Regions from separate parts of the Homo sapiens genome. Here regions 1 and 2 are each linked to region 3. The links are chromatin loops, found by intact Hi-C in ENCODE. Cell type or tissue: psoas muscle. All regions are shown on one strand. Links, peaks and the distances in the headings refer to the core of each region. The heading gives the core; the rest is flanking DNA.

The links. Hi-C counts contacts between places; a loop is a spot of excess contacts. Peaks named below come from ENCODE experiments on the same cell type or tissue, not always from the same donor. Only the 100,000 strongest peaks of a DNase experiment are listed, where the experiment ranks them.
Region 1: a loop joins it to region 3, with 2.7 times the contacts of the local background. A loop is called at or near these places in 7 of 110 quality-filtered maps.
Region 2: it touches region 3 in a loop (3-fold over the local background); 3 of 110 quality-filtered maps call a loop at or near these places.

Annotation. Positions count from the first base shown.
Region 1 is chr15:62,450,972-62,461,629 of GRCh38, reverse strand. All of the region lies in intron 1 of TLN2 (talin 2), which reads right to left. Among named protein-coding and RNA genes, the nearest start is that of TLN2, 66 kb to the right of the region's middle. RefSeq lists enhancers at 7,014-7,562, 9,037-9,646, 9,647-10,256. In psoas muscle, for the core only: no CTCF peak of the experiment used is centred there; DNase peaks (open chromatin) are centred at 5,209 and 5,969; H3K4me3 peaks cover 2,727 bases; H3K27ac peaks cover 6,322 bases.
Region 2 is chr15:62,467,863-62,478,520 of GRCh38, reverse strand. All of the region lies in intron 1 of TLN2 (talin 2), which reads right to left. Among named protein-coding and RNA genes, the nearest start is that of TLN2, 83 kb to the right of the region's middle. In psoas muscle, for the core only: no CTCF peak of the experiment used is centred there; DNase peaks (open chromatin) are centred at 5,400 and 8,060; H3K27ac peaks cover 7,744 bases.
Region 3 is chr15:62,644,162-62,654,819 of GRCh38, reverse strand. TLN2 (talin 2) reads right to left here. Exons shown (of 59, transcript NM_015059.3): 4 at 7,374-7,545; 5 at 4,639-4,736; 6 at 2,686-2,815; 7 at 1,506-1,658. The coding sequence starts at 7,509. MGC15885 (a long non-coding RNA gene) reads left to right here and starts at 9,639. Exons shown (of 3, transcript NR_026897.1): 1 at 9,639-10,303. In psoas muscle, for the core only: a CTCF peak has its summit at 5,708; DNase peaks (open chromatin) are centred at 4,809 and 7,169; H3K4me3 peaks cover 1,100 bases; H3K27ac peaks cover 3,119 bases.

The sequences.
Region 1 (10,658 bases), core at 1,536-9,535, 190 kb after region 3:
CCCTAGGGCCTGAGCCAGAGCCTGGCCCGCAGTGATGCTCAGTAACTATTTACTCAATAAATGAATGCACTAGGAAAAGCAAAGCAAACACATCTAAATACTACGTCTAGGTATAAACCCATCCGTGTTGAAGACATAAATAACATTATTCGTATTGCTCTATACATCACAGCCAGAGTCTGGAAACTGCCTACATACCTACGTACAGAAGAACAGGTACGTAATATGAACAAAATGAATGAGTACCATATTATGATGAGAATGACAGACCCACAACTCACACGAAGATGGAGGCAAATCTCACAAACATCATGCTGAACAAAACCAGAAACAAGAGGACACACTGGGCAGGTCCATTTACATTAAGTTCAAAAACAGGCAAAACTGGCCAGACGCGGTGGCTCACGCCTGTAATTCCAGCATTTTGGGAGGCCGACGCAGGCGGATCACGAGGAAGTTCGAGACCAGCCTGGCCAATATGGTGAAACCCCGTCTCTACTAAAAAATACAAAAATTAGCCGGGCATGGTAGCGTGTGCCTGTAGTCCCTGCTACTTGGGAGTCTGAGGCAGGAGAATCACTGGAATCTGGGAGGCAGAGGTTGCAGTGAGCTGAGATTGCGCCACTGTACTCCAGCCTGCTGGGCAACAGAGCGAGACTCTGTCTTAAAAATAAAATAAAATAAAATAAACACACACACACACAAGCAAAACTAAGTCGAGATTATGACTGTGGGAAGGCGGTGCACCAGCAGGGGTATCAGGGGGCTTCTGAAATACTGATCAGGTTATTTCCTGAGCTGGATGCAGGTTACACAGGTGAGTTCAGTTTGTGAAAATTCATCAACTCGTCCAGTTATGATTTGTGTTCATTTCTCTATGCTCTATTTCAACAAAACTTCATTGCAAAGAGAGAAAACATTATCTGAAATAAACATGGAATTCTTATTTTTCTTAATAAAGCCAGCTAAAGATTCCTGTCCATCATGAGGACTGGCACCTGACATAGAGCTTCCCTTGGATGAGTGGCACACAACACCTGCCTCTTCGTACAAGACCACGTGGCTAGTGCCGGGCACGGTGGCTCACACCTGTAATCCCAGCACTTTGGGAGGCCGAGGCGGGTGGATCACCTGAGGTTGGGAGTTTGAGACCAGCCTGACCAACATGGAGAAACCCCGTCTCTACTAAAAATACAAAGTAGCCAGGCGTGGTGGCACATGCCTGTAATCCCAGCTACTAGGGAGGCTGAGGCAGGAGAATTGCTTGAACCTGGAGGCGGAGGTTGCGGTGAGCTGAGATCATGCCATTGCACTCCAGCCTGGGCAACAAGAGCAAAACTCCATCTCAAGGGAAAAAAAAAAAAAAAAACCATGTGGCTACTTATTCAGGTGAGGTGTGAACACATCAAATGCACCCCGAAGCTGAAACCTGCTAGGACACATGGCTGGCTGCTGCAATCTTCTTCCACCTTTGCAGTCCTAGAAAGCATAGGTCCTGATAAATATTAGTGGCTTTAAATGGAAACAGGTGGTAGGACTGTCACTGCCTGAGGCTGATGCAGCACCTCGGCAGACATCTGAAGCCGCAACTCTGCTCAGAGCCTACAGAGCTGAGGTCCTGGATCACATCAGAGAGGGGGAGTAACAATCGTGGGTCACCCGCTGCCTCTTTCTAGTAATTTCTTCCTTTTAAATTATTTCACGAAAATTGATCATTCAAGGGGAAAATCCTCTCTGAGGTAGGGGGAAAAAACTACATGAGTAACAAAGCAATCGCTTTGGCTAAGCTTTGGCTCACCCCAAAGCTTAGGACCTCAGACACTAAGTGGCCCCAGGCCAACTGTGACCCAAAGAACAAGCCCCTGGAACAGGATCACATTCAGCAGGAGGAAAGAAAAACAACTAAAGCCTGCCCCAGGACACCTACTAAGACTCAACTCAAAGTTAGCAAGCAAAAGGGCTTGCATATTCTTTTGCACTAAAGGGCCCAAACAAGTGTTGGTTGGATGTTGTCAACCTGAAAAATAGAAGTTCAGACTTGACTTGCCTAGCACACCTGCACATGTTCATTCACACACTCATACACACAGGCATGCACACACTTTCCTATTCAAACTCCAGTAAATTTTCCTCTATCATAAATTTTTTACTTACTAGGACATTCAGGGCTTGAGGAATAGTATACAGGTATCGTTACTGATTTATAAGACACAGCCCCTTTTAAAATAAAGTGCATTCTTATTTTGTCATCCTATTCACATGTCTGCCCTGTGAGGTAGAAAGAGCAGCAAACTGATCTCCATTTTACTTAAAAAAAAAAAAAAAAAAAAGGCCGAGCGTGGTGGCTCACACCTGTAATCCCAGCACTTTGGGAGGCCAAGGTAGGTGGATCACGAGGTCAAGAGATCGAGACCACCCTGGCCAACATGGTGAAACCCTGTCTCTACTAAAAATACAAAAAATTAGCCAGGCTTGGTGGCAGGAACCTGTAGTCCCAGCTACTCAGGAGGCTGAGGCAGGAGAATAACTTGAACCCAGGAGGTGGAGGTTGCAGTGAGCCAAGATTGCGCCACTATACTCCAGCCTGGCGACAGAGTGAGACTCTGTCTCCAAAAAAAGAAAAAAAAAATAGAGTCTACTGCTTTCCACATAGAGCTAGTGCCATATAAACCAGCAGACCCCTAAATAGAGGTTTAGCCACTAATAGCCTCCCCTCCTTAGGTCTTCTAGCCACCAGAGAGGAGGGCAGAGGTAGGAGAGGGATGCAAAAAGGAAGAAATGCTGATTAAGTAAGCAGGGACATGCAAGGAGAGTCGCACTCAAGCCCTGCATCATCCTTGAGTTTTTTATTTTTTCTTTTTGAGACAGAGTCTCGTTATGTTGCCCAGGTTGGAGTGCAGCAGTGCCACCATGGCTCACTGTAGCCTTGACCTCCTGGACTCAGGTGACCCTCCCACCTCAGCCTCCAAAGCAGCCGGGACTATAGGTGCGCACCATGACACCCAGCTAAATTTTTTTTTTTTTTCTGTAGAGACGAGGTTTTGCCATGTTCCCCAGGCTGCCCCCTCAAGAAGATACTTCTTAATCAAGTATCTTCAAGAGGAATCTCTCTCCCTCCTAGAGGTTTGTGAGACACTCCAGGAATGGCAAAGAAAAACCATGACCAACCAGCAACATCTCTTTATTAACAAGTAATCAATGTGCCATCTCTCATTAAGCCCAGCTCAGAATGAGAAATTGGAAAGGCACAAGGAGCCAAGTCGCCAATGTGAAAGAGATTCCAAATGTACTATTTCTAACACCCATCTCAAGGAATCAGGGAGAGGCGGCGGGCAGCAGGGGTGGAGGAGTGACCCCGCCTGACCCTTAGCATGGAGAGACACTGGAAAAAAGGCCTGGGCACAAGAGTAAGCCTTGTCCCCACTGGTCATCGCTACATAAGCCCTCACTCCCACCAACGAGATGCCCACACCACTGCAGAGGTGGCGCTGAGAGCCACCAGCAATAAAGGCTCTACCGTTGACTCATACAAAAACTTCAGAATCCCAGGAAAGGGACGCCAAGGCCCAACAACTGTGGATGAGGGACCATTGACCAGACCTGACCATCATGTCGTTGTCAACTGAAAAACATTTTTTTCCAGTTTTCTGGCACAGTTGCTTCCAAACCATCCCAAACTTCCAAAACATGGCTAATTATACAAGGTAAATAAGTCACGACAAGCAACACAAAGGAAAACCCGTAGGAATCCATTCTAGGTGCTCACAGCAGGAGGTGACACAGCAGAGGGGACCTGAAGCCAAGCAATGAACTGGGCAAAATGGGACTTCATGCTCCATCCAGCCCCCAAGACTCCCTCGCCTGCCAACCAGCTCCCACGCAGGTGCAGCATTTTTGCCTGTGCACCCTCTTGCACTCCTCCCCTTTGTCAAGTCCCTCTGCTGGCCGTGGCTTTATCATCTAGACATGTGGAAAACCCCGACACAAACCAGCCAGCTCCCTGCCTCGCCACCAGAACGCTGTCCCTCTCTCCCAGTAAGAACTCTCCCTGGGTCACTGGAAAAGGCACTTCTGCCACTGGAGGTCTGACCCCCAAGGAAGACGGGGCCCAATTCCTCTGCAGTCACCAGCCTCTGCTTTAAAGAATCTGCAGCTCAAAAACCTCCAAGAACCCCTGCTATGAACTCAATCATGTCCCTCCAAACTCTTATGCTGAAGCCCTAAACCCAAGGGGGATGGTGCTGGTGCCTTAGGGAGATAATTAGGTTTAGATGAGGTCACGACAGTGGAGCCTTCATGATGAGGTTAGTGCCCTGTTAAGAGGAGATGCCAGAGAGCCTGCCTGTGCATGCACGCTCGCACGCTCTCCCTCTCTCGCTCTGTCATGTGAAGATGCAGCCAGAAGGCAGCTGCCTGTAAACCAGGAAGAAGGCCCACACCAGAACCCAATCATGCTAGCACCCTGATCTCAGACTTCCAGCCTCCAGAACCGTGAAAAAATTTCTATTGTTTAAGCCATCCAGTCCACAGCATTTTCCAATAGCAACCTGAGCTAATACCTTCCCCAGGGAGATTCCCCTTGACCAAGGGTAGACAGGGCCACAGGCAAACTAAACAGTGTGTCAAGCATTCACAGGTTGTAAAAAGTAGCTTGTGAGGCACGATGCCCTACTGTCAAATTCTCCCCCACCCTGAATTCCCCCATCCCACAGCTTGGTGGCCTAATGCCAGAATGTCAAGGAGCCCTGAACCGCCCCCCTTTTCTGCCATGGGGCAAGCAGAATGAGACAGAGCCAGGGAGAACCTGTGCAGTGAGACAACGGATGGAAGAGTAAACCCCAGGAAACAGAAATGGCCACACAGCCTTTGTACTTGTAGTCTCAGGGAGATCAGAGCCTCTGAAAACATACTAACTATGTGACAAGCCCTCATTCCCAACCTCAACACTGGGAATCTAAAATTAGCCAGAGAAAGAGTCTACTCAGCTCTGTGTCTCCTACACAGGCCCTGATAAGTGTCACTACCTCCTTTGGCAATAACTTGTCTTGGGAATGCTATAAATACTACCTAAGTCTACCCAATGTGAATTCTGAATACCAAGAATCATTTCAGGGTTTTCAGGCACTGGCTATGTGACAGAGGTGTCAAATTCAAAGTCGCCTGCACAAGACGCACACCCAGGGAACACATAAATCCCTCAGGTCCAGCCCTGCATTTTAAACGGTGGGGAGGACTCACTCAAGAGCACCTCCACCTTCCGTGCGGCTGAGGCTGCAGCTGCTACTGCTGCAGCTCTGAAGAGCCGATGAAACGCTTTTCACCTTTTGTCAAATTGCTAGGAAGTAGGAGGCTGAGAGAGATGAGAAGCTTCAGATTACAGAAAAGGACAAAAAGAAGTCTGGCCTTCTTGGATATTTAGATCTGACTCAGAGCTTTCCAGTGAAGAGGCCCTTGGAAAAGGAAGGCTGGAGAAGCAGCAGGTACTCCCCGGACGATCAGGGCTGTTACTTGTCACTTGTCCCCTTGGGGGCTTGATCCAGTAAGGTTCTTTTTTTTTTTTTTTTAAGAGTCTTACTCTGTCACCCAGCAGGTTAATAGATGTCTGTGGACTGAATTTCAGTTCTTTGGGTTTCTGGGGTTCGCAACTGCAGACTCGTAACCCCCAGGAGCAGGGCTGGCTGCACTGGTCTGCAAAAGCAAAGTGTCAGCCAGACGCCCTGCACCTGGCCAAGATGTAAAGCTCAGGCACAGGGAACAGGTGGCGGCGGTAGAGAAGGGGTACTGGCTCGGAGGACAGGACGCTGGGGAATGGAGATGTGTGTCAGAGTCAAGAGAGATAGCAGAAGGGGACTGGAAAAGGGCCCATCAAGGCATATGGAGTCCCAGAGGCAAAAGGGAGAGAGGGTGTTAGAGGATGATAAGCAGTGACCCGTGACAGGCAGCCCCGAGCAGGGCACCTGGGAACAAACTGTGAGATTTGGCCACCAAAGGGTTGCTGGAGGCCTTCCAGAATGGCACTCTGGCATAGTGGTAACCGCAGAAGTCGATGAGTAGGAACGAGGTGTAGGTTACTCTTTCTAAAAGTCAACAGACAGCTCACAACCGACACTAGGCCAGTGGTTAAAAAAACAAACAAAAACATTGCTCCCCATACATTGCGGTGCCCCAGTCTTTAACCAACCCCTGTGCTATCTGACTCCTACTGCGCTGTACCATCTTTTTGTCTTGGTTTATTCAGTCTCTCCCATCCCGAACACCCTCTCCCACTGGCTTTTTGACATTCTGCAGATTGCTGAAGGCGCGGCTGAAGTGCACCTCCAGGAACCCCTTCCTGAGTTCCCCATCACGTCCCCTCCATCGAGCACCTCTCTCCTCACCTGGAAACTGCAATATTGCTGACCTACACACTCCTGCAGGAAGAGTCGGGGACTCACTGCCTCTGTATCACTCTCAGGAGGCACCACAATCTTTTGCCCACGACAGACCCTCAAAAAGGAGGAGTCCATTGAATACAATGGTTCCCTTTAAAAATAGTTATTTATTTTTCTCCCTCCTTTGCTCAAATTCCTTGTGCTTAGTAACAGACATAACTGCCCACCACAAAACCCCAGTGTTCAGTATTTCACAAGTTTGATTCTGTCAGCCCCCCGGGGGGAGGAAAAGTGAGGAATAAGCTGTGTGGAGGGACCTGGGACTGGGGGAATGATAGTGTCTACCTCTTCTCTCCCCACCTGCCCCGATGTCACAGGGTCAGCAGAAGGGAGGGTCTTGGGAACAATGCTCTGGAAGCCATCCGAAAGAGTTCAGTCCCTGCTAGGCTACTCTGGGCCACTCCTCTAAAGGGCCGAATGAAAGAAGCCAGTGTTCCAGGGTCTAAGGCAAACTAGGAGCTGGATCTATCTGCTCAAAACTAAACCCTCCCTCTTGCCCATGCTCTTGCCCTCTCCCTCACTCCCTGTGTTAAGCTGAAGTCCTATGGAGACAAGCCAGAAGGGGACTCACGGAAGGATGGGGCACAGGGTCCTGTGCTGTACCCCACTTCTTGATACACTTGCTCTAAGGCATCTGCCAGACATCCCACCCCTAATGACCAGACCTACAAATAATCCCATACCCCATGACGGTGCCCCACCTGGCATCCCAAAGTTCTCACAGAGAACCAGCAGCCCTGCAGGAGACGGCTCTCAGGTCCCATTCATCCAAGCCCCAACCAGACCCCTCCAATGGGTCTGGAAGCAAAAGCACTGGGCATTAAAATGTCAGGGCCTGGCCTCCCTGGTGTGTGGGGCAGCAGTTGAAGCCTATTCTTGGGGTCCCGAAGTGCCCCCTCACCTCTTCCTTCCCTTTCTGCCTCCTGCCCACACAAACATTTGCTGGAGGACTGCTCTATAAACTGACATCAGTGGAAAAGAAACATCCGGAGTACAATCAGAGTTGAGTCATTAAACATCACAGAATCCCTTAGGGGAAGAAAAAGGCCAAAATGAGCCACTAAATGCTAGGGCTTCAAAACCCCAAAATAAAGCATGTCTACCACTGCTCTGAAGGGAGCATAGCGTGTGCCCGTCTCCTCTGAGCCACAGGGGCCCTTGCAGCAGGCAGCCACTCACACTCCCGCACAGGTGGCCAGGGGTCAGCCACTGGCACCTGGGGGTGGGCCTGGCCCGTGGACAATAGCAGCAAAACTGATTTTATCCACCTACCCACCGGCAGCTGCAGGAAGGGCTCACACTGTTTGCAAACCCTGAGAACTATCATTTTATGTCCTCCAAAACACTGAGGAGAAAGCAAACCAGCCACAGGAACCTAGACCCAAAGGGGAGAAGGTAAGTGAAAAACAGCCACACAGAAAACACAGAGAGAGGGATTCAATGCTGCCCGGACTTACTCAGTGCAGATGCTTTGTATCAGTTGCGTTTTTGTTGAATTCTCACACAGGGGGCTGATTCAAAGTACCACCAAAAAATAAATTCGAGGACAGCTGACTGCATTAAACAGGAAGGGACAAGAGGGAAACTTAGAACCAAGTTTCAATTACTCACACTACATAAAACCACCTCTCAGCAGCTGGTGCAATCAGTCAACAACATAAACCATGGCCAGGGGCAGATAAGCAGCTGGATCTGGGTAACTCTTCAAGAAATGCCCTCCCTCAGTCCCTGCTAGCAGTCAGGTAGCCCAGCACCTGCAAAGGAAGAAAGGGCCTTGTATTAGAGCACACTTTTGGCACCTGCCATGTGCAGATCATATTCTCATTAGCCAGTACTAGCTGCTTGTTTCTCTGAAGAACAAATGACAGGAGTCTATGCAGCTACTTTCCAATCCTACTTTTAGGATCCAAGTTAATATTCTACCAAAAAAAAAAAAAAAATAGGTTGACAATGCCAAATGGCCTCTCTCTCTGCACCATCAAATCTGCCCATCTCCCAAAATCTTTCTAGCCAACCGCATGCCCTTTTACCAATGAGCTGCTTTATTGTGTGTTCACCACTGGATCACCCAAATTTAGCAGCAAAAATGCAGCAAATCTAGTTAAACTTGAATTTCAGGTAAACCACAGATAATTCTGCAGTATAAGTATTTCCCATGCAGTCTTTGGAAGATACTTATACTATAAATGATAGACTGTTTATCTGAGATTTAATTCACCTGGGCAGCCTGCATTTTATCTGGCAACCCTGCTTCATCTTCATTCCAGGGAAAACACTAAATCCCAAGAACAGCTGGAAGCAAACTTCGAGAGCCCCCAGCTGCCAGTCCATTCTACACAGAGGATTAGGTAAAGCAGTACACTGGCCCCGCCACTCTGGGCAACAAGGACAGGCAGAAGGGAGCAGGAGGACTGTCTCCAAAGGAGAGGCAAGTTAAGTCCCTTCTCCTCTTAACTTATTGGACTTAAAGTATCGACACAGAAAAATGTGAACTTAGAAAACAAATGCGGTATGATTCCACTGATTGAGGTACCTAGAGTAGTCAAAAATCACAAAGACAAAGTAGACTGGTGGTTGCCAAGGGCTGGAGGGAAGGAGGATAAGCAGTAATGGGCAGTTTCAGTTTTACAAGATGAAAGAGTTCTGGAGATGGATGGTGGTGATGCTGCCCAGCAATGTGAATGTACTTCATGCCACTCAACTATACACTTACAAATGGTTAAAGTAGTAAATTTCGTGTTATGTTTATTTTTACCATAATGTGTTTTTAAACTGTCGACGTCCTTCTCATTTCCAGTTTAGCCAGGTCTTTCTCTCTCTTGTGTCTAATTCATCTCTAACTTCACGGAATAGGTATCTACTAAGAACCTTACACAATGCAAAAGGAAATCAAATCAGCAGGATACAAATGAAATGCAAGGAAAGCCAGGGCGGAGGGAGGAGCAGGTTTGCAGCTAGGACGGACTTTTCGCAAGCCCTCCTGGCTCCTGTCTGTCTAGGCCTCAGGGCTCCCTGCAGAAGCACCCTCACAACCCCACTGTTCTTTCACCCTTGGTGCGTCCCAAGGGCCTTGGCATCACCCCATGCTCAGCTCTAAGAAATGATCCAGGACCAGAACCCCACAGGCAATGAAGCTTGTCTCCACAGGCGACAGGAAAGCCTCGGGGCTGGAGGATGCATGGTCTCTGCAGTTACAATCACCCTTTGCCCAAGAATATCAACACGTACACACACACACACCCCTTTTGACTCTGGAGACCCCAAAGCAGGCATCAGGTCACATAAATATACGATCTAAAACTGCAGGTCGTCTGCCTTGGAGGGTGTTTGACACAAAACAAGACTTGGGGCACTCTAGCGGCTTGATATGTACCATCAAAAGAGAAAACAGAGTCAAAGGCAGAAAGCATTCGTGAAGCCCATGGACCTCTGCAAGGCCCAAAAGCTACTTGAGGACAGCAGCAAAGGCTCCCTCACCACAGTTCTGGTCTATCCCTGGCCAGGTAATCAGGGTTGTGGAGCCAATTCCTCTTTTCTTTTTTTGAGACGGAGTCTCACTCTGTCGCCCAGGCTGGATCGCAATGGCACAATCTCGGCTCACTGCAACCTCCGCCTCTGGGTTTAAGCGTTCCTCCTGCCTCCGCCTCCTGAGTAACTGGGACTACAGGCACGCACCACCATGCCTAGCTAATTTTTTGTATTTTTAGTAGAGACGGGGTTTCACCCATGTTAGCCAGGATGGTCTAGATCTCCTGACCTTGTGATTCACCCGCCTCGGCCTCCCAAAGTGCTGGGATTACAAGTGTGAGCCACTGTGCCCAGCCCAGCCAACCCCTCTTAAGAATCCAGATTCTCCTCAGCAGCCCTTACTTGCCCACCCAACCCTGACCTGGCGAGACTGCCACAACTAGCCCCTCACACCACGCCCTAGACACATGGGGCAGTCTGCAGACACATGGGGCTAGCAGTGGGGCTGTGGTGCACACGGCCCTTAGAATCACATCAGTGTGCCCTGGTCCCTCCTGGACTCTGCTCTGGGTCTGCAGTAGTGCCCAGGAATCTTCAAATTTAGCAAGAACCAGGCAGGTCAGGCACAGTGGCTCACACCTATAATCCACTAAAGCACTCTCAGAGGCCAAGGTAGGACAATCACTTGAGGCCAGGAGTTCAAGACCAGCCTGGGCAACATAGCAAGACCTCATCTCTACCAAAAAAAAAAAAAGAGAG
Region 2 (10,658 bases), core at 1,411-9,410, 180 kb after region 3:
AAATGAACACACCCTTTCTCTCTTCCCTGTTCACGACTGCCCCCACATTGTCCAAGTTTCTCCCCCACCTCAAGGAGCCACAGTGCTATAGAAGCAACATTTTAAAGTTGCCATACAGGGGAGGGTCCTATCTGGGTCTAAGCTGAGGGTGGGTAAAAAGAAGAAAGTAACAAATAACCTAGGATGCAAATAATAAGCGACCCCATCTCGCCACTAGCTGTAAAATCCCACTTCTAGTCATGATGCAGGGGTTAAAAGCAAGAGAAGGAACTCCACATGAGGTCTGATAGTCCAGGCTGGATCCTGACTGCACACTCTCGCTGTGTGACCCACTGGGTGAGTTCCTTCAGTCCTGTCCTCTGTAAATCAGAGGCTGCACCTGCCTCCTGGGCTGCAGGGAGGGTTAAGTTACAAGAACGTGTGCCACACACTTAGCCCAAGGCCTAGGACACTGGAAGTACTCCGAGAATGCTGTTAGAGCTGTTAACTATTTAGGGCGAGAATCAATTTAGCTGCTTATGAAAGTAAAGCAACGTTTCTGAGAAGGTCTACTGCAGCAGCTGGACAATGTTGAGCCTGCAACGCCCCGCTCCCCTCTGCCCCCGCTGCACCCCCCCCTCCATCCCCCCCACCACCTGCCAGTATCAGGAGCACAACCCTTGGGCCAAGTTGCTGCTTGGACCCCAGGCTCTCCTTTGACAGCAGTGCCCTGCATCTGACCTGCCCTCAGTCTACCTGCTCGAAGGTTTCTGCCCCAGTCCCCAGCTTCCAGTATGGTCTCCATTCTCAACATCTCACTGCAAGTGCCCCATGGGCCCAGCAGATACAGTCTGCTCTTAAAAACCAAACATCCGCAGTATTTTCAGAAATGCTGACTTATACAGAACACACCCTACAGAGAGAGCCCATAGGATTCCACCAAGTGAATGTGAAAAGCACAACATTTAAGGGAGGGTTCAATGGACAAACCTACAACCTATGATAACCTTAAGGAGGACAAGCACATAGATGCAGGTGATGGTAACAGGTTCCCCTACTGTTCAATCAGGCTCACATCTCAGACCACTCAGTCTCCTGCAGCTAGAAGAGACTCCAAGGCCAGACAAAACCCTGAGGGTCTCCAGTAACTTTACCCACATCCACCCAGGCAGTTCAGCAAGAGTCACACTCCAGGACAAGTCTTATTTTCATCAAAAAGCTTACAGCCTTACTTCTCCAAGTGTGGTCTAGAAGGCAGCAGCATCACCTGTATCTTGTTAGAAATGCAGACTCTCAGGCCCACCCAGACCTACTGAGTTAGGATCTGTGTTTTAACAAGATGCCCAGGATGCTTTAGAGTAATTAGAACAAAGCACTCTGCCCAAATAGCATGACAGTTTACTTAGGCTTTTACTTGATCTCGTCTTTCTTCATGGATTGGAAGTTTCTAGACAGCATAGACTGTGCCTATCTCAGCTGCTGGTACATAGTAAATACTCAAGAAATATTTGTTGAATGAATGGATGAATAGGCAGTCTACTAACGACTAAAGAGATCTAACCTGTTTTAAGTGCAAAGACAGACACACGGAAGGATCAGAGACAGAAAGAGGATGCATACCTGGGGATGGAGGAAGACATTGAAACAAGGTAGTCAGATAAGCATCTCTAAAGGGGGTGGCATTAGGATGAGACATGATGGATGAGAAGGTACATGCCAGGCAAGAGGATGTTGGACAGAGGAAATGGCATCTGCATCTGCCACCATAAAGCGGGTGCTTTCTCGAAGGCCAGTAAAGGCAGGCCATTGTGGCTGGAGCAAAGTGAAAGAGAGGAAAGTGGTCAAAACTCCCCTAACTGCCAAAGAAGAGAATCAGGACTCGTAGGTTTGGCTCTGGTGATGGAACAAAGTAGCTCCAAGAAGGTAGATTCAGAAGGCCCCAAAACCATTATGACTGCTGGGGGCAACAGAAGGGCCCTGTACGGAGTCCCTGCTGCCATCTTCCAGGCTCTTGGAGTTGGGTGTGAGAGAGGCTGGCCACAGAGGGCAGGAGTCCATCAGCCAGACCTGGCTGGAGATGCCACAGGTCTAGAGCTGCTTGCGAAGTAGAAATGAAGATTACTCATGGTCTTCAACAAGTTGATCCAGAAACTTCTGGGCAGCCGAGCATCCGAGGGACAAGGAGGCCAGTCCAGATGTCACCCTGCAGCAGCGCACTGGCAGAGAAGACACAAATGACATGTGTCAGTGCAGGTAGCCGTGTCAGCGGGTGAGCGACATCCTCCCGGCACTGAACAACACTGCTGGGGTTCAGGTGACAAAGCAGGAGGAGGGAAAAATGCCACACAGGGTTCATGCTCCTGAGGCTCTGTGCAGCAACACAGCTGGCACCCTCTGCCTCCAGTTTTGGTGCCAGCCCACAAGCAGCAGCTCCAGAGAAGCCTCTCTGCAAATATCCCACCGTGGAGTCCAGTCATATGGCTGCCAAGGGTCCTTGGAAATACTCAGGCCTAAGCCCCTCTTTTCACAGATGAGAAAAGCCAAGACTCAGAAGATAGGCCTTGCCCTAAATCAGCAGCGAGGAACAGCAAGGCCAGGAATAGAATTGCAGAATCAAGTCTATAAAGCTTACATTTTACCTGTAAATTACCACTCTAATAAAACTCTGTTTCTAAACAAATGTTATTCTTACTCTGTCTGACTCCTAACTGAAGAGACAAAGCAGCCTGCAGTTCCAGATCTTAACCATGCCCCCAGTTCTCTCTCCTTAATCCCAAATGACTTGCACCAGCCAAACTGAAACTCCTGGTTTTCGTCAAAAACAAAGTTCAAGAAAGAACTGTTCACATTTGAGCAGGGGAAGAAAATCTAAAAATTGTAGAGGGAAACTGAAAAACTTTTTTCAAAAATCTGAATTTATGAGATATAAAGAATAAGAACAAGAAGAAAAGCTCTTGTTCCATACATCAGGTTTACCCACCCAAGACCAGAACCATCCCAGGAAATGCTTGGAGACCACAAAAAATCATGCATTTTAAAGGTTGGTGGGTTATTAATTCAAATATAATCATCCAAATAGTTGCCTCTTTCCCCTGCATTCTAGCTTCGGTTAGCCCTGACACATCAATGCAACCTCGAGCAGATCACACCTAACTTTGCAGATCTTCAGTCAACTCATCTATAAAACGAGGAGCGTGATAAAACTCAGGTGTCCTTCAGCTAGAAAATTCCAAAATTCTGTTACACTTTTGGAACAGAACTGAAAATTAATGTCCCCATTAAGTCGGCTTATACAAAGTTTATTTTCTTAACTTGAAGAAATGAAAGTCATTATAAATTTAAATTACCATATCTCTTAGGAAATAATTACTAAGTTGGTGTCACAGTGGTTGCATTCTGTTTCTAGGGAGTAAGCTTCAGCAATGACAAATCGTTAAACGATTCTTCAGGGAGACAGAGCCAAATACCCCACCCTCACTAAATGGGTATTTGGCTCTATTTCCCCAAAGGTCCATTATTATTTATAAGGCAAAAATTAGGGTTTCTTTTGCATAGCGTAGAACTCAGGCAGTGAGGTCATTTGTTTTGAAACTGCAGCAACCAGTCCCACTTTTTTTTTTTCCATTAGCATTCTAGTTACTCTGGGTCAAGAGAGTGAGATGCAGATTTCAGAGAACAGTCAAAGGCTGCAAGGCCACCCACAGCATCGTCAAGGATTCCACCTGGGACAGCCCGGAGTCTAACCTACAGCTCATTTTCCTTTCACTCTCAAACGTGAGAAGCCAATGACGACTCAGACACAAGCAAACCAAACATATTTCAAGGAATCGTCAACAGCCTCAGGGTCCATTTAAAAAACAAAACACTACCATAACCTCCACATTATTCCTTATTCTTTTTTGAGACAGGGTCTCACTCTCCCGTCCTGGCTGGAGGACAATGGTGCAATCATAGCTCACTGCGGCCTCAAACTCCTGGCTCAAGTGATCCTCCCATCTCAGCCTCCCGAGTAGCTAGGACTACAGGCATGCACTGCCACACCTGGCTAATTATTTTATTATTTTATTTTTTGTAGAGACAGGGTCTGACTATGTTGGTCTCAAACCCCCAGGCTCAAGCAATCCTCTCACCTCAGCCTCCCAAAGCACTGGGATTATAGGCATGTGCCACCAAGACTGGCCCATATTATCCCTTATTCTTACTGAGTGAAAAAGGGGTGGAGAAGGGATGACAAATTCCTCTGAGAATGATAGATGCTTTCACTCAAAAAGGAGAACATAGAGACAATTATGCCTTCAGTTTCAAGGATTCATGAGCCCTCTGAAATTTCTTTTCTGAACCTCAGGTTTAGGACCCCTGCTAAATTAACATGTTAAAAGGAATCCTCTTTTATAAGTCTCTCTGAATGCTGTACAATTCCTTTGTTTGTTCTGTTTTGTTTTGTTTTTAGTACAGACTTTCGCTCGTTACCCAGGTTGGAGCTCAAAGGCACATGTCTGGGCTCACTGCAACTTCCGCCTCCGGGGTTCAAGCGATTTTTCTGCCTCAGCCTCCCAAGTAGCTGGGGTTACAGATGCATGCCACCACACCTGGCTAATTTTTGTATTTTTAGTAAAAACAGGCTTTCACCACTTTGGCCAGGCTGGTCTCGAACTCCTGACCTCAGGTGATCCACCTGCCTCGGCCTCCCAAAGTGCTGGGATTACAGGCGTGAGCCACCATGCCCGGCCCTGTACAACTCCTTTGTAAATGCAGTTGTGAATGGCAACCCTAATTACAAAGGGATGCACAGGAAGAGCAGGATCCAGTGAGGAAACCGGCTTCTTGTAGCACTGATGAAAGAGAAGTATGACCTTTGAGCTCACACAACTATTGAAGCCCTCTGCTTCTGCTAGGATTCTTCACTTAATAGTTTTCAGTAGGAACCTTCCCTTACAAACACAGGTTTGTGCTCCGTACTCAATTTTTCAAAATAAGAATAATAAGCAAAAGCATACATTGTTTAGGAACACATACATAGGTAGTGCAACTACGAAAAGCAAAGATCAGTTAAAAGTTGAGATGGGAAGGACTTCTAAGGTATTTGTAACCTGGTTGTTGGCTCCGCAGATGTTCATGTTACTCTTTAAATTACACCTACATTTTGCATACTCTTCTGTATGTATATGGAAATCGAGCACTTAAAAAAAAAAAAAGACAGTTTTGTGTTAGTGACAGGGACCTCCAAGCATTATTCTCAGTGTTATTCCCAATCCCATTTTAAGACACACCAATAAAACTGAAGTGAGCCCAGTGCTGTGAAGGGGTGGGGCCTGACAAGGAACAGTTGAAAGTTCTGTCCCCAGGGCCACCATCTATAAATACACTTTCATTTTTAAAAGTCTACGCCCTGGGACAGTCCTGTGCTCTGGGCTAATGCCACGCTGACCTCTGAGGCTGCCTCCCAGTCTGGGAAAAGCCAGTGTCAGGTTTCTGCAAACCCACTGGTCTTTCCTCTTACACACCCTGCAGGCCTATTTCCTGTGGCACATTCTGTGACCAGGAACAGTCTCATTAAGGCACCTTTGACAGCTAAGAAAGGAGCAAAGAACCAGACATGGCCACAGACTTAGGAGGAACCCTGGGCCACCCCCTTCCTCAGCTGCACACAGAGGCCTGGCTTCCTTGCCTCTCCTCCTCCAAGCACCTCACTCACAGTCAGTTTACCTTCCTCAGGGGAATTCTGCTCATTCAACGAATGCTCAAGTCATCCGTCGGTCGGAGAAATAGGTAAAGGCTATAGGGGCATGATCAGTGTGTCTCAATTCCTAACCCTTCCCACACTCACCACTACTATTTTGACCAAATAAGGAAGGCACACTCCTTTCCTAATCATTTGAACAAGAGTATGTCATCCAAAAAAACTTTTTTTTGGTAAATCTCACTAGTAAACAAAGCTGTCATTTTTATGTTTTAGTTACAATAGCCAAAAATTGACACCATGACATCAAGCAACATTTGAACCCAGTTTTGGATGGCCCACACCCCATACTCAGTGCAGGGCTGAAGCACGGGAGAAGTGCCTACTTGAGTCCTCACTGTTTGCTAAGCTTCGTGCCAGATGCTGTCTAGGGTCCAGAGGCGAAGGGAGCCGCATCCCTGCCTATCAGGAACTCACACTAGCGTGGGTGAAAGGCACACAGAAGGAGCCCTCTGGCATGAGGGTTCTCCCCATGGGACAAAGATGAGGAAGATATAAGGAGTCATCTCGAAGGCTGGGAGCATGTGATCTGGGTTTGGGGGAAGAAAGAGATCTATCAGATAGGTGGTGTGGGGAGGGGTCCTGGAAAAAATGACTTGCACACAGACCCCAAAGTGGGTGAATACAATGCAGGAGGTGGTGGGGTGAGGAGATTCCCAGACATCAGTCCTTGGGACTGACTCATGGGGGTGGGTGCATGGGAAAGGTGGGAACAGGAGCTGAATCAGGGGAAATCAGGTGAGCATCTAAGTCTGACGGGCCTCCTATCCCAAGGTAAGATATTGGAACTTTATTCTGAATGCAGTGGAGAATGTCAAGCGCAGGGGAGAAGGAAGAAAGGAGGCAGGAAATGCACCACTGCGAGCTGGGCAGAAAGGCGCAAGAAAGAAGGAATCCCTCTGCCTCTGCCCCCCATCCTCCTGCTGCCATCTGACTGACTGATGAGGGAGGCTGGGCTGTGCACCTGCCTGCAGCCTTTGGGAAGACTACTGAATTTGTCTTGTGTCTTTATTACAGTCCTGAGTTTTCAAACCCGAATGTGAAAGGGCCAACCTCACCCTTCCCCAAACCAACTCTTATCTTTCATCTCAGTTACCTCCAGATCCTCCATAGCATGACTCTTGGGTGCCAGGCCCCAGATAAGGGGCTGGGGTGTCAGCAGAAAAGGGTAGTTCTTGCCCTCAGGGAACTCTTGTTTGACAGAGACAAGGGAACAGAAAATCCTAGAGCAGTATGAAGGGGCCAGTGGAGGGGACTTCCCTGTAAGGGCCATGCAAAGATGCAGGAAAGGCACATACAGGGTGCGGCTGGGGTAGCACACTGGAGCACACCCAAACTCAGGAGGTGACGCAGGTTATAGCTTATTTCAAAAACATACTCTTATCTTCATATATGACCTAAAGCTTCTTACAAACAGCACTGCCCCTAAGTATGGCAACAATTTTGTGTTTTGTTTTGAGGAAGGATCACGTTCTGTTGCCCAGGCTGGAGTGCAGCAGCATGATCTCGGCTCACTGCAGCCTCGACCTCGACCTCCTGGGCTCAAGTGATCCTCCCACCTCTCAGTCCCCCGAGTAGCTGGGACTACAGGCACACGCCATCATGCCCAGCTAATTTTTTGTAGAGGCAGAGTTTCACCATGTTGCTCAGGCTCTTCTGGAACTTCTGGGCTCAAGCCATCCTCCTGCTTCAGCCTCCCAAAGTGCTGGGATTACAGGTGTAAGCCACACATGCCCAGCCTTGTGTTTGTTTTTACCCCCACCCTAACCCCAGTTTGGAGCAAAACAGAGGAGTTTTATCATGTTGTGTCAGATATTCAAGAGCTTCTTCATATATATGTCAAGTATTGTCTATAGAACAAATTAGCAATGTCCCAGAATTATATTTTGCTACGTTTAAAATGTACATAAGGCCTACTATGACTAATGAAATATGAATTGCCTCGATAGCCTTTTTGTCTTGATATGTTCTCTCTCCAAGGATACTGAAAGTACAACTACTATTGTCTGCAGGGAAGTGTCACCAAACTTTTAGACCTTCAAAGATGCCCCCACCTTTCTCTCCCAGCACAGTGCCTGCACTGGCTCGGTGGGTAACAAAGGCAGTGGCTGGGGGCTGTCCCAGAGCTCCTGCATGCGGATCTCACCTGCCACTTGAGAACTGCATACCATTCTCACCTGCCCAGCACCTGCTCCAGGCCACTCTTAGGGCTGCTGGGGGCAGGGGCATCAGGAGGCCTGGAGCCTGTGGCCTCTTCCTGCCCGTGCTCTCTGAGGCCTGTGAAGGGCCAGCTAGTGTGAATCACTAGGAATTCAAGTTTGGCAGCCTAGCACCCCAGAGATGCAGAGCTGTTATCAAAGGTCCACTGTCAGCCCTGGCCCAGGCCTTTGACTTAAGGGAACTCGCCATTGGATGTAGTGACTAATGCCTGAGCATAAGCCAGGGTCTCGTTTTCCTCACTGAAGAGTTTCAGCCCCTCCTTGGCTGAGGAGCCCGGGTCGGTTGACTGTCTGGGTTAAACATCAAAGAGCTACCTCTGGAATCTGTTTCCTGGTTTGGCCATCCTCCCGAATGGGTCCCATAGGTTGGAAACACTGACTGTGTCTATAAGTGAGCCCTCAGAATTTGGGAAGGATCCCACTTATGTGCAGTCTCAGTGGGAAAGGGGCATGAGATCATTTTGTTCCCATGTTAGTTGCTGAAACCCTTTGTCCTTCTGGAATTGGCAGGCCTTTACTTTTCCTGAGCTCTTAGCAATGGTTTCCCTATAAAGCTATTGTTTTGAGTCAATCACGAAGAATGCTGGACTTACATGTGCATGCGCTCTCTCTCTCGCTCTCTCTCTCACACACACACCCCCACACAAACACACACCCACACGCAAGAGCCATGCCCATTTTGAGCTCAGGAAAGATGGCAAAATCCACCGGGATGTTTTACTTTTGAAGAAGGTGACATATTGAGGAGTGGGTTCTGTATTCTTAATTTGGCTTTTGCTTTTTTAAACTACCAGACTTTAGCTAGAAGAGAGCCAGTAAGAGCAAAGGGATTAAAATATTTCCTTCATTAGGCATCCACTTAGGAATTGCCTGTGTGTTAGTGCTTTAAGGGTGCTTGTGGGTGGCTCTCAAGAGTGCCAACTCCAGAATCAAGCCAAGCACACAAGCAGCCTGAACAAGAGGAGAGTTTTTCTTTGCACACTCCACCAACACAAAGTATTCAGTCACATTGCTCCATCCATTCAGGCCCTATTTCCCAATGGCAGAACAACTAGTCTTCCTCTGCAAACTCCAGCATTCCTCTGGGGCCAATTTAAAAAAGCTTGGGACTTCAAAATGCACGGGCACACTTTTCTTTATAAAGAACAGCTTTTGGGTAAGCAGCATTGTGAAAGGGACTGAATTTATAAATCCACACAAAAGCCATGTATTTCTTTTGAGACAGATCAACTCACACACTTTGTCTTCTGATTCACTGTGTGTGCTATCTGGTCTACAATGTAGACAGTTCCCTAGGTCAGAAAATGCATCTGCTCATGAACAGACAGAAATGGCAATGTTCTTAACACTTGTCTTAGATGAGAAGTCTGCTTACATGCTCACAATAAAACAAGGAAGCAATTTTTGACTCTAGTCAAGAAGCTTCTGGAATCTTTTTTCCAACACAAATGTTTCTCATTTAGTCCAAGCTCTGTTTCAATTACACGCCAAGAAAAGACAAAGAAAAACCCCCTCTACCACCTACTCCTGCCTTCACGAAAACATTGTAAATTATCTTTATTACATCATATAGAAAAGTCATCTCACATAGGGTAAATTGTTGACAAATGGTTACAGCAGCCGTTTTCTGGGCAATTGCTGTATTCGTAGGTGTTCTTCTGCTCACCTGCCAGGCCCTGGCCTTATCTCTCTCAAGAAAACAGCATGGAAATGAGCATCCCTGTCTGAAGCCTTTGACATTCATTTCTAAAGAATTGTCATGAACATCAACATCAAAAGACAACTCCTTTGTATTTTTTTTTTTATTTTTGTATTTTTTTTATTTTTATTTTTTTTTTGAGACAGAGTCTAGCTCTGTCGCCCAGGCTGGAGTGCAGTGGTGCAATCTCAGCTCACTGCAAGCTCCGCCTCCCGGGTTCACGCCATTCTCCTGCCTCAGCCTCCAAAGTAGCTGGGACTACAGGCGCCCGCCACCACACCCGGCTAATTTTTTGTATTTTTAGTACAGACAGGGTTTCACCTTGTTGGCCAGGATGGTCTCAATCTCCTGACCCTGTGATCCGCCTGCCTTGGCCTCCCAAAGTGCTGGGATTACAGGCATCAGCCACCACACCCAGCCGACAACTCCTTTGTAACATTAAATAATTTCAGAAATGAAAACTGACTGGCTGGAGTGTCTTAACATCTTAACTTTCCCCAGCTTAGTAAATCCCAGCTGTGCAGGGGATGTCAGTAATTTAACTTTCACATGGACCCCACAGCCAACACCCTTGTCATCATTCTGTTGCAGGCATTTCAAAGAAGTTTAAATCAGCATGCTATACCCTCTGGCTCATTTCCTAGTTTAGGTCAACTCTTAGGTGGCAATGCTTAAGCTCTGAGGGTCCCACACCAAAATGAGGCCTGCTCCAAAATTTATTTTGGAAATTTATTTAATAAATTAAATTTAAAAATTTATTTAATAAATTAAATTTATTTAAGCCTTCGCAACAGCTTTCCAATTTACACCAAAAGGATGGAAGGAAAACTTAAGGGTCTGGATTATTAAAAGCTAGACAACCTTTATTATTGTTGTTTATTCTTTCTAAGGCTCTGCCTGGTGATAAGTGTGTGAACTTACCCAAGACTATGCCAAGGATGTGTCTTTTCTGCTCCAACCAGAAATTTTAGATGCAGAAGGAACTTTGGAGATCTGGCCCCGCAGGGATTATAAAATTATC
Region 3 (10,658 bases), core at 938-8,937:
TGTAGAAAATGACTTTCCAGTAACAGAATTCTGTTACTTTTTTTTTTTTTTTTTTTTTTTTTTTTGAGGCAGAGTCACGCTCTGTCACCCAGGCTGGAGTGCAGTGGCACAATCTCAGTTCACTGCAACCTCCACCTCCCGGGTTCAAGCGATTCTCCTGCCTCAGTCTCCCGCATAGTTGGGATTACAGGCATGCGCCACCACACCCAGCTAATTTTTGTATTTTTAAGCAGAGATAGGGTTTCACCGTGTTGGTCAGGCTGGTCTCAAACTCCTGACCTCAAGTGATCCACCCGCCTCAGCCTCCCAAAGTGCTAGAATTACAGGCACGAGCCACCACGTGCAACCAACTATTACTATTTTTAACTCCTAAGGAAATAATGGGTCTAAGGCAATGGTCATTGATGGATGTTAAACATCCCCCCAAAAAAGAAAACCAGAAACACTTCCTGATGGAAGTGCACATCACCACTGAAGAAAGCATCTTTATTATAATAAACACAAACATTTAAATCTATTCAAGCCTCCAGATCTAAAGAATTAAAAGGGACAGAGGAACATGTTAAATGACACCATAGGTATGCAATGAAGAAAATCCAGACTGTATGAAATGCTGTACAGCTAACAATCTGGTTTCTTCACATACACAAAAACTGCAAAAAGACATGCACTATCACACTGAGTGGTGACCACAATTAATAATAACGTATTATATATTTCAAAAATGCTAATAATAGATTTTTAACAATCTTACCAGAAAAAAAGATACATTGGTGAGGTGATGGATATGTTAATTAGCTTGACTGAATCCTTCTTCAGTGTCTACACAGATATATCACAATGCATCCCATAAATATACATCATTAGTATTAGTCAAAAAAAGAGATGGAAAGACACTTAGTAAAACAAATTAATTAACTAATTAACTTGTTCAACCTTATTTGGATCCCAGTTCACACTATTAAAAAAATTTTTAGACAATAATGAAGAAAATGTGAACATGATTTGTATATCTGATATTAAGATATTTCTTTAGATGTGAAATGGTATTACAATTACTTTTTTTTTTTTAATTTTTATTTATTTATTTTTTGAGACCGAGTCTCACTCTGTCACCCAGGCTGGAGTGCAATGGTGCGACCTCAGCTCACTGCAACCTCCACCTCCCAGGTTCAAGTGATTCTCCTGCCTGAGCCTCCTGAGTAGCTGGGACTACAGGCATTCACCAGCAAGCCCAGCTAATTTTTTGTGTGTTTTTAGTAGAGATGAGGTTTCACCATATTGGCCAGGCTGGTCTCAAACCTGACCTCAGGTAATACACCTGCCTTGGCCTCCCAAAATACTGGGATTATAGAAGTGAGCCACTGAGCCCAGCCTACTTTTTTAAAATAGAGTTTTAAAAACAAAAATCAAAAGTCCTGTCCTGGGTCATATGGATGGTGGGAGGGAAGTGAGGCTTAGCAAAGCCTGTGTGTCTGTATCATGCTTCCTCTGCAAACACTTACGGTCATCATCTGTGTGCAGCTTGGCCTTCAACTTCTCCATTTTCCTCTCATCTCGTAACAGTGTCCTGTCTTTTTTGAGTGTGCCCGTTCCTTCCTCTTTCTTTTCTTCAATAGTTTCTTGGATTAAGGAGTATTCTTCATAATTTGTTATTCCTAAACATTGGAAATTAGGTTATAATTATAAATAATTAAACTGCTGTCAACCTCTTCCAGCCTAAGGCCTGTGATATTCCAAGGAGCTCCTGGTGGCAAAGAACCAGAAACGGCCTTACAAATATGAGGGTCAGGGAGGTGGCCACATCAAATTAAATGAAGAAGCTTCAGCTAGTTAAGTCATATTCACACTGTGGGGGAAAACAGGTAACAAACTTGAACACTTTTTTTTCAAAAACGAATTTTTAAAAATCAGACTCTGATTTCCTCTTTCTTCCAAAATGTCTTTGAAACCTTCCTACATTTTCACAGGGTTATTGTCACTACAATACAGAATCTCCAGTGCTAAGTAATTCCTTTCATAAAGGTTTCCTAAAAATGTAGTAGTGAAATCGTACCCAAAGAAGTCACGCGTATAGTAGAACTTATGTCACATTCAATTCTCTCATCTATAATAATTTTTGGGAAACACCGCCACAGAGGAGGTCATGCAGAAGAAGGCAAGACAGTGTCAAACAAGAAGTGTCTGAAGGAACTAGGCTTCCTTTGCATGAAGAGAAAACTAAGATAGGTAAGTCTATTTTCTTCAAATATTTGAAGGGCTTCATTAGAAAGGAGGCAGACTTGTTCTCTGGGGAGACTAACAGAAGCCACAAGAAGAAAGACTATCTAATAATCATGTGGGCTGTCATCGTAAGTACTCAAGGAGATAGTGAACATCTAGAGTGCTCATATAGAATAGAAGGCAGCAATGGGCAGAAGGCTGAATTACACATGACTTTCCATTTGAAAATCTTCTTGTTTTGGAGAGGGAAATGAAAGCCCTCCGTTGTGACTTAGTGAGAAGTCCAAATGTTTCATGGATTGGCAAGTTGGGAGAATGGACACACCCTCTGGGGATTAGGCAGAACTCGGCGTGTTAAGACACATTCAAAGTTGCCTAGAGATCAAATGCAGGTGGAAAAAAGAAGAGGCCTGTAATTAAAAACTAAGCAAAAAGACATAATGAAGGTGTATGAATGCTCACCTATTCTGCTACAAATAGTGACCAGGAGCTCCCCCACAGTCTTGGAATCATCCACCATCACTGTCTTCACAGATCCATCCAGCATCCGGATTTTCTGAGGTCTCTGTTTCTTTTTATATTCCAAAATATCCTAGAGCACAAACCACATACAAATTTCACACTGTGTGGGGAAAATAAATAACAAACTTGAACACTTTTCTTTAAAAAATGAATTTTAAAAAAATCAGAGTAGACTCTGATTTTCCCTTTCTTCTAAAACATCTTTGAAAACCTTTCAAAGTTTTCAGGGGATTGTTGCCACTACGTCTTTTAGAGATAGTACAGACCTGGACTTACAAAAAAATTCCATTCAGTGAGAATCTCTGTTATTGCTGCATTTCATTTACTTACATTCTGTATGATGCCTAATATATTTAAAAGTGTTTACCCTATCTTATTCCATACGTTCTTTTCACTTTGTTTCCATAAGCCGCCCTGCACTTCTCCTATTTTAATGGTCAACATACCTGCATTTCTTCCCTCCTACCCCTACTGGCTTGAAAGCTATACAGGTTATTTCTTGTTTGTTTTGACCAGTAATTAAAATTGTATTAAAGAACTTGTGAAGTCTGGTTTCTTTCATTATTTCCATATACAATCTATCTATATTCTCTTAGGCTATCTTCAATTATTTTCCCAATAATTTTCTTATGAAAAATTCCAAACACGGCACAATGTTGAAAAAATAGTGTACTGAACATTCTATATCTGTCACCTAGAGTCACCTTCAATTTTTTCTCCAGTGCTAAATAACTGCTTTCATAAAGATTTCTTAAAAATTTGATAGTGAAATTGAACCCAAAGAAGTCATACTTATGCCTTACAATTACTGAAAACCATCCTCAGTGAAATGAAAGTAGAGTATGACCTCCTGCAAGGCTGAGAATGATCTGCTCTAAGGAGAATTAGCAGAGGGAGGTGACTACTTGCCTGTTAAAAAGACATCAGTGTGTGTCTCCAATTATCTTTTAACCTGTCATAAGCAATTTTTACTATCTCTATGTCTTTACTATTTGCATATAAAAATATTTTTAATTTTTACTATAAATACATTTTACCTTATATCTTAGAAATAATGAAAGACATAAATAGCATCCTCATCATTCTTCATATTAGTGGAGTATCACAGTAGTCGTGATTTTCAAAAGAGTGTGTTAAAATACATTAATGACAAGACCAAACAGGGGTAACATGTTTGGGGGATATTTTTAAGTAACTTGTTTACTACACTTCCTAAAACTAGAAGTATGAACTTCCTAAAACTAAACTATTCATTTCTTATCCAAATTAATTGGCATCACATATTTCACTCTTACTTTATGGAATACCCATCAATCTGATGGGTGCACTTCACCCTACATACCAAAACCCGGTATCTTGGAGGTTAAGCTGAACAAAATGTTTAATATGTTTTTACTCATTACTTCTCCCTATTTCCATAACACAACCATTTTTGTTGTTGCTGTTACTACTACTGATCATTATTAAACTCACATCTCAAATTGAAGTTTCTTTTTCAGAAACAAAACACTAATATTCAGTCTCTAACTACCATTAGGGTTACATTTCGTTTTTCCCTCTCATTTGTTCTTACTTCCCATCTCCAGGCATAGGAATATCTCTTCCATACTTACAGTAAGATGCTGTATCTTATCTCACAATTACCAAATCCAACAACGACAAGTAGAAACTACTTAAAATACTAACCTCGAACTGCTTCAATCCTTCTATGGAATCTCAAGAATTTGGATATCTGACATTTTCTATCACCACCTGAACAGCCCTTACAAAGTACAATGCATCGAACTATTAATAAGATGCCCTTGAATCAAAATAGCGTAACCGTGTTGGCGTCTATGGAAGAAGGCCCAGGGACAAAGGGATGAAGAAACAGCACTGGGATTGGCAGCATACCCCATTCCGCAACATGTAGTAATCCAGTGTTCTGCCCGCTTCCAGCCAAATCCCTTTCCTCGGGTCTTCATCCGAAAGAAAGAGTCCATAGTCAGAAGCTGAAATATAAATGGGAAGAAAAACAGAAGGCAAAGTGGTGATGAAGCCATCACTGACTTCCAGGCCCTGAGCCTGCTGACTCAGCAAGGATGTGGGTGTTCTCCTTCACCAGACAGCAATGTTTCGTTTTGACAACACAAGCAGCCATCAGGGCTGGAGCAGATCTGGAGGAGTAAGAGTTGAGTTGCAGAAGCAACACCCACAAATAAGGTCCGTGTTTCCTAAAACCAGTGGGCTGTAGTTGTGTCTAAAATGTAGGAAAATTTAGAAGCAGTCCAAATTTCTTTCTAACTGAATTTGAGCTTGTTCTCTATCCCTTGCTATAAAAACCAGACCAACATCCCATGGAGAATGACAAGACAGCGGGGGAGAAACTAAGGAAGTGACCACCTATGCCCAAGGCCACTCAGGCAAAGGGGGACAAATGAAGCCTTTACGTCTCCAGTGACCCCTCCATCATCCCAACTGAGCGGTGTAAAAGAGAGGTAGGAGTTCCTTGTGAGATGAGGCCTCTGACCCCGACCACCAACAAATCATGTAAAAGGTGCAAAATTAAATTTGGTGTTCTCTGCAGGAACCCCTTAATCTGACATAGGAAGTACGAAGGGGGTGGGGTGGCAGGAGAGGAGCAGTACCATTTCCTACCCCAAAATTTCTCTCTTTCTTCTGAGACCCAGATGAGGGTAAGAGCTCCTGCTGTTTCTTAGAAAAGCAACTTCAAAATCTTTAAAGGTTTATACCTTCACCAGCACTATATAGCAATCAAGCTCCCCACCCCCACCAAAAAAAAAATCCGACAGAAAAACAACAGAAAAAGGGAACAGAAAAGTAAAGGCACCAGAAATGACTGGACAACCAAATAGTAAAGTTAGGGATGTAGCAAACCTTATTTCTGAGTAATCTAGAAACACTACTAATAGCATAAATAATGTTTTAATAGCCAGGGGGCGCAGTTGCTCACGCCTGTAATCCTAGCACTTTGAGAGGTGGGTGGATCAGTTGGGCACAGGAGTATGAGACCAGCCTGGGCAACATAGCAAGACCTTGTATCTACAAAAAATACAAAAATTAGCCGGGTGTGGTGGCGTGTGCACCTGTAGTCCCATCTATTCAGGAGGCTGAGGCGAGAGGATCACTTGAGCCTGGAAGGTTGAGGCTGCAGTGAAGTGTGATGGGGCCACTGCACTCCAGCCTCCAGTGACAGAGCGAGACCCTGTCTCAAAAAATAATAATCGTCCAGGCGTGGTGGCTCACGTCTGTAATCCCAGCACTTTAGGAGGCCGAGGCAGGCAGATCACCAGAGGTCAGGAGTTCAAGACCATCCTGGCCAACATGGTGAAACCCCGTCTCTACTAAAAATACAAAAAATTAGCTGGGTATGGTGGTGTGCACCTGTAATCCCAGCTACTTGGGAGGCTGAGGCAGGAGAATCGCTTAAACTCGGAAGGTGGAGGTTGCAGTGAGCCAAGATCACATCGTTGCCCTCCAGCCTGGGCAACAAGAGTGAGATTCCATCTCAAAAAAAAAAAAAAAAAAATCGTCATCATCATCATCACGTTTTAGACCAAAAACAATTTTATGAGAAGCAGATCTTTTCAAGAAGATATTTTTGTATTTATAATTACCCTTGTGATGTTTGATTTTTATTCTTCCTTTTTTTTTTTTTTTTTTTTTTTTTGAGTCAGGGTCTCGCTTCATCGCCCAGGCTGGAGTGCAGTGGCTGGATCATGGCTTGCTGCAGCCATAAACTCCTGGGTTGAAACTACTTTCCTGCCCTGAGACTACAGGCACATACCACGACACTCAGCTAATTTTTCAGACTTTACTAGAGACAGGGTTTCAACCTGTTGCCTAGGCTGGTCTCTAACTCCTGGGTTCAAGCGATCTTCCCGCCTTGGCCTCCCAAAGTGCTTGGATTACAGGTGTGAGCCACCATGCTTGGCCTATTCTTTCCATTTTTAAGATAAGTTTCATCCGACTTTCACCTAAAGACTTACTGATTTGGAAGGGATCCAATTTCTCAACTGCCTGTCAAATACTAAATAAAAGAAAGACAAATTGAGAGAAGACAAAGGGAAGGGGAAAATAAAATGGTACAAGTGGCTTTTGTTTAAACTCAGATTAACGGGGATGAGTGATTTAGCCAAACTTCAAACAAAACATATATCACAAATGTCTTTTTTTTTAAGGTTTGAGATAAAATTTATAAAGTCCCTGTCAAAAAACTTGAAATATAAGACCTGCCCTGGGTTCCAATGGCAGTGGAAAGCGTTCATGCATGGGAAACAGGGTTTAGGACACATACCGCCAATACTGTTAGGGCAGCTTCATTTGCACTTTCTTGGGACAATGAGATGATACATGAGAATGTGATCTGTAAACCGCAGAGCATAATCCTCATGCATGGGAGGGTCAAGTTGCTGGGCACAGTGACAATGATGACTCAGCAGTGGGCATGGTCACTGTAATCACAAGTCTCACAGAGGAAGCAGGTAGTGTCTGATCTAAGAAGGTATTTCATTTGAAACATATGCACTAATAGGCTTGTGTACCACTTGGAGCCTCTGTCTCTTTAGCAAAAAAGTGAAAAACATGCAAACACGTTTTAAGAAGCCAGTAAATAACCCATGACCTACCTTGCCCAGTTTGTGCCTCAGGCACCCGTTCCCGAATGACTCGACACGCATCGTACACAGCTGTAGATGGTTCAAACTGCATGGTCTTCACCACGTTGCAGTGGCGCACACAAATCTTTAAGGACAGGGCCACCATTTTCCTAGATGATGTGGACAGTCTCACTTAGAATGTCTGGAAAACACAAAGAGACAAACCCTGATGTTCACGATAATAATTTGTCTTGGGGAAAAAAAAACAAAAAAAGTGCTGGACTTTAAAATCAACTTTAAACATGGAAAGAGAATAAAACAGCAAATAAAGAGTACACTTTAGGTACAAAACAAATTTTACAAATCAATTTTGAAAAATTTAAAGGAGGACAACAACAGCATATTGGCTAAGAGTTATTACTACAGGGTGACAAGTAGAACCCCTTAGGAGGAGGGAGCTCCAGATGTTCACCACACCTCCCTCTGAGTAGTCCCCCTCCTTGGGGTTTCTGAGAGAAGGTCCTAGGAGTGGAATTTCTAGGGTTAATGTCCTCAAGGCAAGAGGCAGAGAGCCTTGGGCACCTATGACTGGGTCCTAAAGACAGCCTCAGTTCCCTGGGTCCTCTCAGCACCTGGGGACAGAGAAGAATCAGGGAAGCCCTCTCAGGTGCTCCTCTTGGCACAAAAGCTCCACCACCCTTGGATTCTGGGCCCAGCTCCATCACTAAGAGCCTGTGTCAATCTGAGAAAGTCACTTTGGCCACTCTGCCTCAATTTCTTCACAAATAAAGTGGCTATAATGATATCAGCCCTGCACAGTGCATAAAATAGAATCCCAAGAAAAGATCAACATGAGGCCAGAGAGGCCAATCTTAAACCCAAAGGGTACCAAGAAGCTTCACGTGATTGGGGTCTCAAAGGGAATAAAATGCAACTCAATTCTGATTTGATTTAGACAAACTATGGAGATATTTTGTTTCTTCTCCAGTTCAATAGTTTCAGAAAATACACAGGTGGCTGGGTGCAGTGGCTCATGCCTGTAATCCCAGCACTTTGGGAGGCTGAGGGGGGCGGATCACTTGAACTCAGGAGTTCGAGACAGCCTGTCCAACATGGTGAAACACGGTCTCTATTAAAAATATGAAAATTAGCCTGGCATGGTGGCATACACCTGTAATCCCAGCTACTCGGGAGGCTGAGACAGGAGAATCGCTTGAACCCGGGAGACAGAGGTTGCAGTGAGCTGAGATCATGCCACTGCACTCCAGCCTGGGCAACAGAGCAAGACTCTGTCTCAAAAAAAAAAAGAAAGAAAAGAAAAGAGATGAGACGAGATGAGACGAGACACAGGTTTAGGTTAAGTTTGAACTTGCTCATAAATGCTTTCTTTTAAAAATGTAAGTTCAACAACTCAGTGTTTTTCCTTTGAGTTGGTGGCTCACGGTGTATTTCCAGTGCCTGCTCTATTTCATGGCCAGAAACTTACCTGTCCCCTACTCACTTAACCCAAGCCAGTCTCTATCAAATATACTCCTTGGGCACAAGACAGAAAGAAACCTGTATCACAAACGCTTTTTTCTTTGTGCCTGAAGAACCAGCTGAGTGTCATCCTAGCAAGCAAAACAAGGCCCTTTATAGTTAGTAGCTAATAGAATCTTAGAGCAGCCCAGGTAACATCAATCCACAGGTATTTCAAGCTCACTCTCTTTCTTGTGTTTTATGAGAGAACCTGCAGGTAGTAAACCTGGACTCCAGCTTCTTCCCACGGAAGAAGGGAGGTGCTAGGAGGCAACAAGATGGCCACAAGGCAGAGGGGACAACAGGCTGCCCAGGCCCAGGCAGTGCAGCGAGTGCCTCCAGGGTCTCAGCTTCTCAGCATGCTTGATTGCTGGCGTCCTAACGACAGGTGGCTGGGTCACATGGATACAGGAGATGTTTTTCAACAGATGCTTTGGTGAATGCGGGCATGGTTTACACGGTCTCACAAAGCAACCTTTCAGGCCGTCCAACTGCAATGTCATTCTGACCCCTGCTTGCATTCTGAATGAATTTTGCCATGAAAATTGTGAAACTATTCCTTAGTTGAGAAAGGTCAGGATACACTTCTCAATAAACAACAGCAGTGTTCACTGGGAATCTGCCTGAAACTGAATTAAGTAACTAAGGCCTAGGCAGTGGCTGGATTGCTGACACAGCAGAGGGGTTCAAAATATCTGGCAATTCCCAACTGCAATATTGAGGACTTTTAAAGCCATATGTAAAAGCTTCCTCCACCCCTCTCTTTATAGGCCTAGTTAACCCAGCAACTCCCCGATTGGGGGAAATAAAATTTAAACTCTAGAGATAAATGGACTAATTTGCTGTGATGCAGATCATTCCGTGGGCTAGTCTGTCTCCTGGGGCTGGCAACAATTGCTAAAATCCATAAGCATGACTGGTGGTAAGAGTCAGTGAGGAAAGCCACAAAGCTCCATGCTGTCATGGATGCTGTTTATGGGATGCAACGGTGAGGATGGGATGGTTAATATCGTCTGTTCCCTCGGAAAACGAAGTGTTGTAAGCGTTGCTGCGTGAAGTCTGCCCTTCCCAGGCTAAAAACTGAGCTTTCTGAAAGGCAAATGAATGGTCCCCCTAACCATGCAGAGAGAGATTCCACTGAAGCCAAGAGAGAGCCATGACATGGACCCGAGAGCCAAATGTAACAGCAGGACCTAACACTGGAGCTCAGAAGGAAGCAGAAGACACACAGAGGAGCAAGGAGAAAGCACCAAAAGGGGCAGCAGAATCAAAGGAGGGAGCCCTGCAGGGCACAGCAAGACGCCTGGGGCTGCGGGGTCCGCAAGGTGCACAGGAGAGAGGCTCAGAGAGCTGGGAAGCAGACAGGAAGGAGAGAAGCAGAAACAGGAGGACATGAAGGAAAACCTCTGTCAAGAAAGGCTGCTGGGGACAAAGATTTGGAGGTGAGTTTCCTTGAGAGGTATTCAGTGGAGAGGTGGAATATAGAATTGAACGCAAAGATGGAGAGAGAACTGGGTGGGAGGGGCTAGAAAGACCACCTAGGGAGTGAGGGAGAGCAGTAATGACTCAGCCCTGGGAACAACATTCTGAATTGGCAGACGAGAAAAAATTGGCAAAGGAGGCACAGGGGTAGGTGAGGGAAGAGAACAGACAGAGGGTAGAACCCAGGAGAAAGCACATCAAACAGAAGGGAGAGATCGCATGTACCCATTGCTGGTCACAGGTCAGGTAAAATGCAACTGAGACATTGCAACTGAATCTGGCAAATTGGAGGGCTTTAGTGGGATGGGGGCGGGG